Regions from separate parts of the Homo sapiens genome. Here region 1 is linked to region 2. Evidence: chromatin loops called from intact Hi-C (ENCODE). Cell type or tissue: Caco-2. All regions are shown on one strand. Links, peaks and the distances in the headings refer to the core of each region. The heading gives the core; the rest is flanking DNA.

The links. A loop is a pair of places that touch in the nucleus more often than their neighbours do. Peaks named below come from ENCODE experiments on the same cell type or tissue, not always from the same donor. Only the 100,000 strongest peaks of a DNase experiment are listed, where the experiment ranks them.
Region 1: it touches region 2 in a loop (6-fold over the local background); 1 of 110 quality-filtered maps calls a loop at or near these places.

The regions. Positions count from the first base shown.
Region 1 is chr2:169,387,477-169,394,628 of GRCh38, reverse strand. No RefSeq gene overlaps it. Among named protein-coding and RNA genes, the nearest start is that of LRP2, 29 kb to the right of the region's middle. In Caco-2, for the core only: no CTCF peak of the experiment used is centred there; DNase peaks (open chromatin) are centred at 1,318 and 3,228.
Region 2 is chr2:169,320,535-169,327,686 of GRCh38, reverse strand. LRP2 (LDL receptor related protein 2) reads left to right here. Exons shown (of 79, transcript NM_004525.3): 2 at 6,803-6,910. Among named protein-coding and RNA genes, the nearest start is that of LRP2, 38 kb to the left of the region's middle. In Caco-2, for the core only: no CTCF peak of the experiment used is centred there; a DNase peak (open chromatin) is centred at 2,866.

The sequences.
Region 1 (7,152 bases), core at 1,218-6,217, 67 kb before region 2:
TATATAGGTACGGTGTTATATAAATATAATTGAAAGTGACATATGATTGAAAGAATATGTCCTTAATATTTCCATTCTGAAGAGTATATTCTTTCAGAAGAGAGCTTATAGCTTTTCTAGTTAAATGTACTTATTTTACAAAGAGGAATTTAAGGGCCGAAATGGGGAAGTGATTCTTCCCAGATCTCCCAACTAATTAGTGGCAGAACAGGACTAAATCTGGGGTCTTTTGTTCCAAAATGGTATTTACAATGCAGAATTCAGCATAGCCAAGTAGTCAAATAATAAATGTCTGGGACAACTAAGTTGGTCCAATACATATCTGCAGATTTTATCTGGAGTTAAGTATGCAAAAAGATACAATTCAATTGCATTAAAACTATATTTCCTAAAATGAATCTCTGTGGTTAGAAGTCAGAATATTAGCTTCCCTGATAGGATGGGAGTGACAAAAAGGGTCATGAAGAGAGTTTCTGGGCATGTTCTCACTCATAGGTGGGAATTCAACAATGAGAACACTTGGACACAGGAAGGGGAACATCACACACCAGGGCCTGTTGTGGAGTTGGGGGAGGAGGGAGGGATAGCATTAGGAGATATACCTAATGTAAATGACGAGTTAATGGGTGCAGCACACCAACATGGCACATGTATACATATGTAACAAACCTTCACATTGTGCACATATACCCTAGAACTTAAAGTATAATAATAAAAAATATTAATTAATTAAAAAAAGAGAGTTTCTGGGATGCTGATCATGGTCTGTTTCTTGATCTGGCGCTGGCTAAATGGATTAATTTATGAAAAATTTGTTTAACCCTATACTTGATGATTTGTGTATATGCTTTACTCTTTAATTTTAAAAGCTCACTTAGAAGTATATCTATTGGCTAAGTGATGCCTGTGCAAGACCTTGAGATGCTATGTTTTACCCACATTAAAGGAAGGATTGAAACAAATAGTGGGAGGACAGAGGCTCACATTTTAGAAAGGTCATAATTATGCCCTGCGGGCCTTTCACTCCTTCCTGGAAATCGGTTCTCCCAAATCAGCAAATTTATTTCAGAAATGTAACAGATAAAAATCTGCCCCACGGGAATCTTTCGTTCAAACCATTTGGAAAAATACAGGGACCTGTAGGTTTCTGGTTATTGCCATGAGCTCAGGGTTAGAAATGCTTGTCCCCTGTTTGGCCACTGTATAACCTTTTATGTGCCGTTATCTGATCTTCTTTTCACCCCAGGCAGTAAAGGGAGTGATAAGTCCTCCTCAAGGTCTCTTGCAAAGACCTCATAGGTGGATGGAGGAGGGGCAGAGGTGCCAGATGCACAGCTGAATTGAGCAGAGCTATTTCAGATGTTCAGTCTGTTCCTACACTTCTGCTCCTCACAGTGTGAATGGCATGTGTGTGCGAGGCAGGTCCAAACGTGTTTTTCTTGAAATGAATGTTAGCACAGAAGGGAGTGGAAATTAATGGGTTTTTATCTAGAAATGGAAGGAGGAGGCGGCTGCATGCTATTGATGTGGAACTGACCACAGCCTACCACCAATTTCTCATTCTTTGATCTTCTGCCATGATTTCTACTTTTAAAAATTTCAATTAATGCTTCACCATGGAAACTATGGCATCCTTAATGGCCCACCAGAGTAAATGCAGCTCTTCTAGTTTTATAGATTTTTAAAACCGAAATTAATTATAGAAAATCTGAAAATAGCTATCAGCTTTCTAGAAATATTGTGATAGTTGTCTCAGCATTCTGTATTCCCATTCATTGGATGCTTTTTTCTTTTTTTAATATGACAACTCACCATATGAAGTTACTTTTTTTCTTTGCATCCAGAGTTGCTCAAAAACTCTTTTGAAGTGTATTAACAATTCCTTCAATTTCACTTTTCCTTTTCTGGTTGGAATAAGAAAAATATTTATTATTTTTAATATGTAGGTCAATTTTAGGAATGAAAAATGCTCTCCTTACATAGTTGAAACATTAAGAAGTGGCAACAGCCCTAGTCAACATTTTAATTGGGTTCATATAATCATTTACTGCCATTGGCTCCCTATTTAAAGTGTGCAAAAATGCCTAGGTCCCAGCTCTGTGCATTTCAAGGCAGACCAAAAAACACCTATGAGTAAATAAAACTAGACAAAAATTCAAAGAGCAAATATTTAGACCTAATATTTTTTAAAATTTAGATTTTACAAAATCTTTGCCATACAGTTCAGCAATTCCTTCTCACACTCTACTCATTGTGTATCAAGCTTCATATTGGGCATTACACAAAATAATGACTATCAAAGTTGCTTTGGATAGAAGGGGTATGATTCTTCCTTAACTTGAAAATGAAGTAATTGTATTAGACATAAATCCAAAGGGAAAATGAATCTCTAACACATTTTTGTTCTTTACTTTCACTCTTTTGATCTTTTAGTGTATATTATTTGAAAGCCATGCCTTTACAAATGCAGCTATGTATCTGAAAGAGTTTAAGTTACAAAGTTTCAAAGATAACTGTGGTTTTAAAAATTGTATGTAGCTGGCTGGGCGCGGTGGCTCACATCTGTAATCCCAGCACTTTGGGAGGCCGAGGCAGGCGGATCATGAGGTCAGGAGATCGAGACCATCCTGGCTAACATGGTGAAACCCAGTCTCTACTAAAAATACAAAAAAATAGCCAGGCATGGTGGTGGGCACCTATAGTCCCGGCTACTCGGGAGGCTGAGGCAGGAGAATTGCTTGAACCCAGGAGGCAGAGGTTGCAGTGAGTCAAGATTGTTCCATTGCACTCTAGCCTGGGTGACAGAGCAACACTCCGTCTAAAAAAATAACAGAAAACAACAAACAAACAAACAAACAAAAATAGTATGTAGCTGACAGGAGAAAACAAAAAGAGACTAATTAAGATACTATAGTTACTAATGCGAGTGGCTGGTATAAATGAAATAGAGACACAAATATTGGCTCAGTACTTATTCTGAGGTCCCAAAGTTAAATAATAAATCTTTTTTTCCATTGAGTGATATTGGGAAACTTCTTTTTAAAAGTCATATGCCTAGAAGCACATCCATTGAATAGATTCTGGCACTGTTACTCCCAGTATGCCTCTACATTCCAGCCCTATCTGCAGTTCAGAGATTTGAGAGCCAAAGTTAAAGAGATTGTAGGAAATAGGAATTTTTTCCTTTTTGCTGTAACTCACCTGGGAGGCTTTTCATTTACATTGTCATTCCTGCGGGAAAAACAAAAACCTGCCTCCAAACCTGATAATGCTTCCTTGGTCCACTGCAGATAAGAGAGCTTTTGTCATAAATAAAGGAGTCAATTTGGATTTAGTTTTAAATCACTGCAGTGAATTTGTTGCCAAAGGAGATATTAGCAGTAATTGGTACAAAGTATTTTTATATGTTAACCCTTGTCATCAAGGCATACAATCTGATTTAAGATCATCAAAGGTTATCTTTCATGGTATATGTATAACTAAGACTGATTAGTTAATGAGCTGACCTTTTTTTCCAGCAAGGAGTTGTGGACATTGCCCCTTTCCCTTACTGTGTTTTCTAGAAAGTCATTTACTTGCATCTAAACCAACTGATATCTATCAGAAACCAAAAGATATTGAATGTGTCTCCTTTATTTTCTCCCAGAAGATACTGAATGCGTTTCCTTTTTTCTCTCAAATTATGGCTCACATAGTTTACCCTGCTCAGTGTTGTACCATGTAATGTTGTTTAAAAAGCAAGTAAATTTATTGCCAACATTTAAAAGTTGGGATGTTTTTCACAAAAGTCCAGATGTCTGCCTCTGTTACAAAATTAGGGGAACTAGTAATTCTAGAATTAATTTCTTCCAGGACAACAACTGGCTGAAGCTGAGCAGTGGCTAAGTTACACACGTAGAACAATGTGAGTTTTTTCTTAAGTATGACCCATATTAACTCATTTGTGTTAGCATCCTGGTCCCCAGTAGGTTGTTGAGTTTCAGACTCCTCTATGAAGCAGAGATTGGGTTGGGTGAGATAAGACTTTGAAGGAAGGAAAAGATTTTTCGTACAGTTGTTCAAAAAGCCAGAATGACCCTAGAGCTTCATGGTCAAGAGTCTAGACTTTGGATCAGACAGATCTGGGCTTCAGTCCCTGTTCCGCCATTTCCTATGTCTTGGAGCTTGAGGCAAATTGCTTAAATGTTCTTAAACTGCTTCCTCTTTGGTAATGGAAGACAATAACAGCTCCCATAGAGGGCTGTTGTGAGGAGTATGACAGAGGAATTATTTCTGGCACAAAAAGTTTTATTAATCAAGAAATCTAGCTACTTTTAAGAAATTGTTACAGAACATTGACTAAAATTCTTAAAAGAAAAGTACATTTACATATTTTAGACACATCTAAATTTATCTGTATTATCTGATTAGCTACAATCAATTAATTAATTCAGAATTGTCCCTCTTAGTCTTGGAGTCAGAATTTCGTTTTTCTTTTCTTTTCTTTTTGGAACTAGAGTCTCACTCTGTTGCCCAGGCTGCAGTGCAGTGGTGCTGTCTCAGCTCACTGCAACCTTCGCCTCCCAGGCTTGAATGATTCTCCTGCCTCAGCCTCCTGCCCAGCTCATTTTTGTATTTTTAGTAGAGACAGGGTTTCACTATATTGGCCAGGCTGGTCTTGAACTCCTGACCTCAAGTTATTCACCTGCTTTGGCCTCCCAAAGGGTTGGGATTACAGGTGTGAGCCACTGTGCCTAATTTAGGAGTCAGAATTTCAAACCATTTCCCCTTCAATGTATTTTTTCCAAGAGTCATAGTGGTGGCTTTCAGGCTGAATAAAGCTTCCTACATTGTTTGGCTAGATTTCTGCATTCACTATAATCATGCTTAAAAGTCACCATAACTTCAGAAGCCACTCCTAGAGTGGATAATAAGAGAAATGTTAAAAACAAAAAAGAAGTCACAGGAAAGGATTAAGAATCCTTTATTTGGTGGGTCTAGGGGCAGTTGTTGCAAGAAGAGATAAGTCAACTTCCCTGGACTAGAAAAATAGACTTGACCTAGAAAACTCTTTCATAGGCACACATTTCACAAATGAAATTTATAACAAAGCCAATACGAATCTTACAACTGCCTGAAAATTCAACTTGCTTCAAGTTCTTCTTTTAATCATCCTGTCTGCCCAGCTCTATAAAGTTATTAACATTGCCTAAACAATAGCATCCCCAAGGTCAGTGCTCTCCATCTGGCTGCACACTGGAATCACCTGGAAGATGTTAAACCTTAGTACTGCTCAGGCCCTACTCCCAGAGACTCTGACTTAATTGGTCTAGGGTGCCTGGACAGCAATATGGGCTTCTGCTCTATAGCCTTATGTTAGCACTGGGCGTTGGTATGGGGGAGAAATGTAAATCTCAAGAGAGCAGAAGCCCGGCCATTGGTTTGTCTCCTTTTCCTGACATTCATAGAACTACTCTTGCTGGCTGCAATAAACTGAACCTTCACTTATTTGAGTGCAAAGGAGAGAGAGATGGCAAATGGTTAGTCAGCACTCCAGCAAGGGAAGGAAGGTCTGTGCTAACCATGTCTAAGGGTATCTATAACAGTACAAGAAATCTTTGAAGTGCACTTTTTACTCTACACGGTATATCTCATTTTGCTACACCAGTAACTTTTGAGATGGATATGGTTATTATTATTATTCTCACTTTGTTGAGGAGTAAAAAAGTCTATAACAGGCATGGATTTTTCCATCATGATTCATCACTTCGTTTTGATTTTTTGAAATAAAATTGAATCTACTTCTGAATTCCAATTTGCCAAGGTTGATAAACAGTTCAATATAAATCATTTGTCTGCCATTGGCTTGTGCAAGAACCCTACCCTTAGAAACATGATAAGGAGAGCTGGGTCTTTGAAACATAGTGGTCACCATTACCAGTTTATTCCTCCCACTACTTGATGCCCTTTTCATGTCCTGGCCCTTCACTGTTCACCTCCAGGTGTCCTTCACTGAGAACATCTCTAATTTCTACAAGTTTGGCCATGGAGAGCCTCATTGCTATTCCCAAGGGTCTGGTCCTCCTCAAGCATCCATGTGCCCAGCCCCCTTCAACATATAGGGCACTTTGAGGAAGCTGGTGTAGGCTTAACTTCTAATAGAATCCCATTCCTCTCCTCTGCCAGTCTTTCAGGGACTCGACAATACTTCAGCGTCTAGGCAAAACCTCTCCTTTCCTTGGATGCACGGAAGCTTTAATATCATTTCCTTGAATGGGCTGAGCCTTCCCAAAAGGCAGCTTAGGAAACACACAGAACACTGTTATCTCTCTCTTCTGAGCAAAGGAACCCAAAACTCAAAGCACAAAGACCTGGCTGTATTTTTTAGATTGGAACAGGGAAATAGCATTCTTTTTCTTTTTTGTTGATGAGTCTACAGCAGCCCCAAAGACACAAATTAGTTATTTATTATCTACTCTGATATAGTGCTATAAAGCTTCTAAAGCAAGTAAGAGAAGCTTCTCTTTTCATCAGAATTAACCCATTGACCCAAATGGATCTTTGACACTTCCTAAGTCCAAAAAAACCCACAAAAAAGACAACAAAAAACATCTTTACTGAAGAGGTTTGAAATTAGACACTGTATTAGTTCTCTGATAAGTAAGTACAAAACCTCAATCTTTAATGAAGTTCCTCTGAAACAGTTTATTTTTCATGGACTATTCTTCAACAAATCTTCCATACCATTTTAGGTTTGTTTTTATGAGACTTCTTGAGTATTAACAGTTAGTGGTCTTGGTCACTGATTCTTATTCTAGTCACCTATCTAGTTCTTGGGCCAGAGGAATATCAGCTTAGTTAAAAGTGCTTCCAGGTCTTGGGACCCTTGAAAGATCTAAGGGAATCTATAGTCCCACTCTCAACTGTGGAGACCTCAGCTATAAATATAATACCATTCAGATGGTCTCCAGCTAGACCATCCAGTAACAGATAGGTATCTATAATAATAAGAGTTCTAGTTTGTTCCTCCATTTTGCAAATTAAAAGTGCAGACCTTTTCTGAGGCTGAAATTATTACATCTCACAAAGGACTTCATGGGAATGGATGAAGGGTGGTAAGCAAAGAAATTGCACAGAAATGGAAGCTTATACTATATGGTGAGTTACATGGGG
Region 2 (7,152 bases), core at 810-5,809:
GGCTGGCCGGGAGGGGGCTGAGCCCCCCACCTCCCTCCCGGACGGGGTGGCTGGCCCGGCAGAGGGGCTCCTCACTTCCCAGTAGGGGCAGCTGGGCAGAGGCGCCCCTCACCTCCCGGATGGGGCGGCTGGCCGGGCGGGGGGCTGACCCCACCTCCCTCCCGGACGGGGCGGCTGGCCGGGCGGGGGGCTGACCCCCCCACCTCCCTCCCAGACGGGGCGGCTGGCCGGGCGGGGTGCTGATCCCCCCACCTCCCTCCCGGACGGGGTGGCTGGCCCGGCAGAGGGGCTCCTCACTTCCCAGTAGGGGCGGCTGGGCAGAGGCGCCCCTCACCTCCCGGATGGGGCGGCTGGCCGGGCGGGGGGCTGACCCCACCTCCCTCCCAGACGGGGCGGCTGGCCGGGCGGGGGGCTGACCCCCCCACCTCCCTCCCGGACGTGGGGCTGACCCCCCCACCTCCCTCCCGGATGGGGCGGCTGGCCAGGCGGGGGGCTGACCCCCCCACCTCCCTCCTGGACGGGGCGGCTGGCCGGGCGGGGGGCTGACCCCCCCACCTCCCTCCCGGATGGGGCGGCTGGCCGGGCGGGGGGCTGACCCCCCCACCTCCCTCCCGGACTGGGCGGCTGCCGGGCGGAGACGCTCCTCACTTCCCAGACGGGGTGGCTGCCGGGCGGAGGGGCTCCTCACTTCTCAGATGGGGCGGATGCTGGGTGGAGGGTCTCCTCACTTCTCAGACGGGGCGGCTGGGCAGAGACGCTCCTCACCTCCCAGACGGGGTCGCCGCCGGGCAGAGGCACTCCTCACATCCCAGACGGGGCGGCGGGGCAGAGGCGCTCCCCACATCTCAGACGATGGGCGGCCGGGCAGAGACGCTCCTCACTTCCCAGATGGGATGGCTGCCGGGAAGAGGCGCTCCTCACTTCCTAGATGGGATGGCGGCCGGGCAGAGACGCTCCTCACTTTCCAGACTGGGCAGCCAGGCAGAGGGGCTCCTCACGTCCCAGACGATGGGCGGCCAGGCAGAGACGCTCCTCACTTCCCAGACGGGGTGGTGGCCGGGCAGAGGCTGCAATCTCGGCACTTTGGGAGGCCAAGGCAGGCGGCTGGGAGATGGAGGTTGTAGCGAGCTGAGATCACGCCACTGTACTCCAGCCTGGGCACCATTGAGCACTGAGTGAACCAGACTCCGTCTGCAATCCCGGCACCTCGGGAGGCCAAGGCTGGCGGATCACTCGCGGTTAGGAGCTGGAGACCAGCCCGGCCAACACAGTGAAACCCCGTCTCCACCAAAAAAGTACGAAAACCAGTCAGGCGTGGTGGCGCGCGCCTGCAATCGCAGGCACTCGGCAGGCTGAGGCAGGAGAATCAGGCAGGGAGGTTGCAGTGAGCCGAGATGGCAGCAGTACAGTCCAGCTTCGGCTCGGCATCAGAGGGAGACCGTGGAAAGAGAGGGAGAGGGAGACCGAGAGGGAGAGGGGAGAGGGGAGAGGGGAGAGGGGAGAGGGGAGAGGGGGAGGGAGAGGGAGAGGGAGAGGGAGAGGGAGAGGGAGAGGCAGAGCAAAAAAGGACCATATCTTATTTTTCTTTTTTCTTCCACTGATCCTAGGACAATTGCATATAGTAGTTATGAATTTATTTGTGGCTTTAGTGAATCTGGCATCATATTCTTTTGGTCCTTATTTATTTATTCATTTATTTTTGCACTTAAATGATGTGTCTACATGATAATGCATCAATTTGCATTGTGGGTTTTGTCCCCAAATCTTTGACTTCTTGAAATGTCCTTATAGTATTGTTTTGCTCTAAGAAAACATCAGGGCTCTGAATCAATAATTGGGACAAAGCAGTCTATTCAGTGGTTTGTAAACTGGATTAAAAAAAAAACCCAAAAGAATTCCTGCCACCTATTTGATGATCTGTAAGGAAAACCAGACAGTTAAAATGTTGCACAGAAAGAGACTAGCAGGTTGGTTTGCTGTTCCTGTCTTGTTTCAGTTTCATTAACTGAATCCTTGACTATTCTATCAATTTGACACTAGACAGGGTAGAGTGCTCCATACAATTTGTTACCCTTGGCTATCATCACTATAGTGTAAAGTTTTGGAAATAAGCAGGTGACTCTAAATCTTCAAAAGGGGACTGGCCTTGTTTATGTGGGCAAGGTATGGGAATTGTAGTGAACTGTCAGCCAACTTATGAATATCAGAAGGATGTCTATCCATACCAAAGGAATCAAAATTAAGTATAGAAAAAGTGAAGCAAAAATTATGGATAAGTTAAGGAATTGCCTCTTAAATTTGTTTGTTTCTTTGAGTTCAGTGAAGGTGGAACTATTAAAATGTGATTTACTCATACAAATTTTTAAAAAGAGGACTGTACCTCCTCAGGTAGACCAAGTGTTTGGAAGGACCAGCATGTGTTAAGAGGATCTAGCGGGGAAATAGGATTTGCCACAGAAATTACCTTACTCTGTTAACTTTGGACAATGTTCCATTGACTACCACTTGTCTTTGTCTTATAAGAATAGAATTTATGGAAGGAGAAAGAAACTTACAAGGAACGGGTAAAAGAATGAAACTGCTATTAATATGACTCAATGTTTTTTTCTTTCTTTTTTTTTTTTTTTGAAAAAAACTTCTAGATATTCCCCTTTTTTCAGATTATTCCAGATTCCATTTTTCTTTCTATGGATTTAAGATGGTAAATTTCTATTTAAAGTCTCATTGTTTGCTCTGATAGCTTTCTATATCTCTGATATATAATGGTCTCAGCAGGCTGAGTTTTACAAAGAGAATTCTACACTTCCTGACGAACATGCATTAGCTATTCCATAAGCACCCGGTGCTGTGCCAGAGGCTGTAAATGACACAGAGGAATGCTCTCAATCCAGTGTTGTTCCTTGCTGTGGAAAACAAACAGGCAAATGACTCCTCTTCTCTGGGCGCTATCTGTTACTCTAATATCTTATCTTAACACATTCTTAGTCCAACACTTACCCAGGAAGCTTGGGATATGGCTACTTATGAAGAAAGGATTACTCTTTTTTTTTTTTTTTCCCCTAGCTTTGGGCTCTTTATGAGGTTGGAAAACAAGTTTATTCCTATGTCTAATAAAATTTTACTACCGATTTCAAAACGCTTAAATTTTTTTTGCATTGCTTTCAATTGCTGCAATTTTTCCTAAGCCCAATAATTTTTTAATGCTATGTTAGTCACCAAGTAAACTACTCTTTTTCTCCAACTGAAGTATATAAGCACTATGGATTCTATGCCAGCCCAATAATGAACTCAATTAATGTTAATTGAGAGCAGCTTTGGGGGAAAAAAATCAGATTTTTACATTCATTCTTGAGTTTAGTGGAATAAACTTTTTTTTTTGGTGAAAGGGAACATAGAGTAGTGGTCAAGTAGCACGAATGCTGGAATCAGAGCTGTCAGATTCAAATCCTTGCTTTGCACATATTTGCTGTTGGATCTTGGGCAAGTTACCGAATTGCTCTGTGCTTCAATTTATTTATTTGTAAAATATTCATAATAACAGTATCTATTTCATAGGGTTATTATGAGGATTAAATGAGCTAATGTTGGCAGAGCACTTAGAATGGTGTGTGCCATTTAAGTGCTATATGAGTACTTCTTTTCATCTTTGCACCATCTATTCTGATTGATGGGACAGACAGGGGCTAGTGCTGGAGAGATAGGGTGTTCATTTGGTTCCGATGGTTCCTTTGTGATGATTGCCTGGTTCTTAACAAAAGGTTTTTATTTCAATGTGGATTGTATTTTCCTCCTTTCCTCCTTGGTTTTTACTAGAGGGATTTTTTTTTTTTTTTAATCAGGCAGCCCCCAAACCAGAGAGGCTCCTGGAGAATGTTTTAAAGTTACATAAATGATTATTTGCAAGATTACTTCTTGGCTAAAACTGGATTGGTTGAATGTGGCAGTTTTGAGACTATTTTCTGAACAAAGTTTTAAAGCTGGTTCTATGTAGATTTTTTTTTTCTCCCTGTGGGTGGCTCCAATGTATGAAATCATCCCCTTAGCTTTTTTTTTTTTTAAATCTTCAAATAAATAACAAAATGTAGATAATATCTAGATAAAACTTTTGGAGGGCTTGTGAGTAAAGGCTACTTATTTAAAACAAAACACTCAAAATAAATTGCATATAGACTAATTGAAGTAAGGGGCACCTGCAATTGTTATTAGACCTAATCTAGACCTTTTCACTAGTGGTTTATTTTTGGTTTATTTTTAAACAACACATATTCCCTTTATGAGAGAATGAGCTTCTGAGGCCAGTGAAGCATTTTGGCTGATGGCTGAGAGGTCACCCAGCAATGATAAAGTATCAGTTTGTTTTTTCTGGAGAGATATTTCCAAACAATAGTCGTTTGGGAGTTATAAACAGGCATCGAAGTTACTACTGAAAAGGTGAATTTGACAAATGAATTATAGATCTGTTGATAAATTGAGTAAATTGGATTTGATATATTAGATAATGGAGTGAGGAGATCAAGTGTGAAAATCACTACCTATAAAAATTAGTTAATTGCAACATTTCCCCATCAGTTTCATTTTTCATATGTGTGATTTTAAATAATTGACTTTGAAGTGTTTTATAAAATGACTTTTGAGTCTCTATTTTGTGTTCTTTTCATGATGTGTTTAACTTGGTATTTTAGTTTGGCAAAAACAAACAAATCCCCCCACCCCACTCCTCAAAAATGGGACTTGTAATAAAAGTTGCTTAAGAAATAGCATTAATTATATATATTTTCAAAACAGGCAATATATATTGTTCTGATAATTTCCTCCTAAATACTCAGTCTCTAAATTTATATTTTTCTTTTCTCCATAGCAATATGAAACTGTCTGTAAGAGGACTGTTCTTTATGATTGTTATAATTTTTCAACCAGAAGATACTACCTTTACAACCTCAGATACTAAGGGAGACAAATGTACTGAACTTACAAATGTATTATGTTGGATTACTAACAATAGACCTAATTGATAAAAGTGATTTAATATATGTTGTGTTAATAGCTAAACCTCCAAAGCCCCTAATCTCCCATGGAAATATTGCTTTGTAGAACAAAATCCAATGAGAAGTTCTGGGATTCCAGAGTGAATTTGTACATTCCTTAGGGGCATTTTTGCAAGGGAGGTTGTTGTGTTTTAAAGGTAGTTGATAAGAGACCTGCACCACCAACCCCAGACCTGCACCACCAACCACCATCATGCATTAGTCTATAGAAGGTATTTGGGTGTACGTACTCCTGTACCACTCGGTACCACCATTTAGCCAAGCGAAGTTTCTGACCATTTGCAGCATACATTATAAATCAGGATGTCACTACCAGACAATCAGATTTGAACATTCCATGAACAAAGTAGCCTATATACCCTAGAAATAGATCACTTAACTATGTTTATGTCATGCTGTTGATATGCCTGCATTTACACAAATCAGGATAGCACATTGCTTATTTATTTTAGGAGTAGGTACTTGATCTGTATATTTACCTAATTTTGGTTAATTAGCCAAAAATTGAAATGGGTAATTTAGCATGATTGCTTAAATACATGGGGAAGATATAATTATTCTTCCAACTGCAAAAATTTCTCCTTTATCCCTTGGGTTTGTGAAAGAATAAAATAATTTTGAGTCTTCTCTAAGTGGGGCTGGTAGTGGCTGCTTTCTTTGAAAAATTTTTCTATGTGGCACATAATGCTTGGGAAGGTCACTGGCCAGGTATTTGGGGAACTTTGTCCCTTGGGGAGACCTAGGAAAATCACAGGATATATTAGTTCAGTGAAGTGAGCTTGTTTAAGTTATATTGTCCTTCCAGTATCACTAGGGACTATCACTGCCACTTGGGGTGTCAACTTTTGGTGTCAAGTTTGTATACTCTTGTTGGCTGCAGAGATTTTGTTTTGTTTTGTTTTTGGCTCTTTGGTTTAAAAAAAATTGTTTGCAGAGATGAGCTTATAGATCTGGCAAGTTATAATTTAATTTTTAAAAATTAAGACAAAATATTAGTCTGAATCTAAGAATGAAAGGCCATAACTTGCTATATATGATTTAGTAATAAAAAATCACTTAAAAAATAAGGTGAGGAACTCAAGAAAGTATAGTCAAGCAAATGAAAAGTTACTCACGATGTTATCAATCAGAGATAACCACTGTTAACATTCTGGTCTTTTTTACGCTTTTTTTTTTTTTGCATATGTAACTCTGTTATCAGTAAAAATTTACGTCCTTGTTTTTGTTACATTAAATTATAAGTATTTCTCTAAGTACTTAGAATTTCTCCATAACCATTTTTTAAGTTACTAATATGTCAATATAAAGATGTAAACAAATTTAATCCTTTTATTGTTGGACATTTAGGAGGTTTGCAACTTCCTTTGTTATAAATAATGTTGCGATGAAAATCTTTATACATAAATCTTTGTCTACTTCTTTGATTAGTTCCTTAGGAAAAAAATCCTTGAAGTAAAAGTACTAAATTAAAGATCAAGTATTTTTAAAAAGCAAGATACGTGTTGTCAAACTGCTTTCCCAATGAGTTCCATCAAGATACACACTAATCAACTGTGTATGAAAATCACTTTCTTCCCACGGATGTTCAAATAAATATTTTTATATTATCATTGGGAGAATGTTTACCTAATTTTCTAATTTGCATTTCTTTGATTATCTAATTAGTTGAATAATTTTTCATTTTATCAAAAATTTATATTTCTTCGGTTAAATATCTGCATGGCATAAGTTTTTAAAATTTCTGTCTATTATTGCAGAATGTGACAGTGCGCATTTTCGCTGTGGAAGTGGGCATTGCATCCCTGCAGACTGGAGGTGTGATGGGACCAAAGACTGTTCAGATGACGCGGATGAAATTGGCTGCGGTAAGTGAGGAGGGGCCAGGCTAAGTTCTATTTTGAGTAACCTAAGTGCTTCCTGGTGATTTCAGCTGTAACAAAGAGAAGAGCTATGCCTTTTAGTGACAGAGCCAGGTCTGGGCCCAAGTCTTTTGAGATCTGTGTGGTTGAATAGAGAACTGATGGCATTAACAATAATTTCACTCCCTTCTGAGGTAGGGGTTCAATTCACATTGATGATAGAGCATCAGTTTCTATCTCACCCTTAT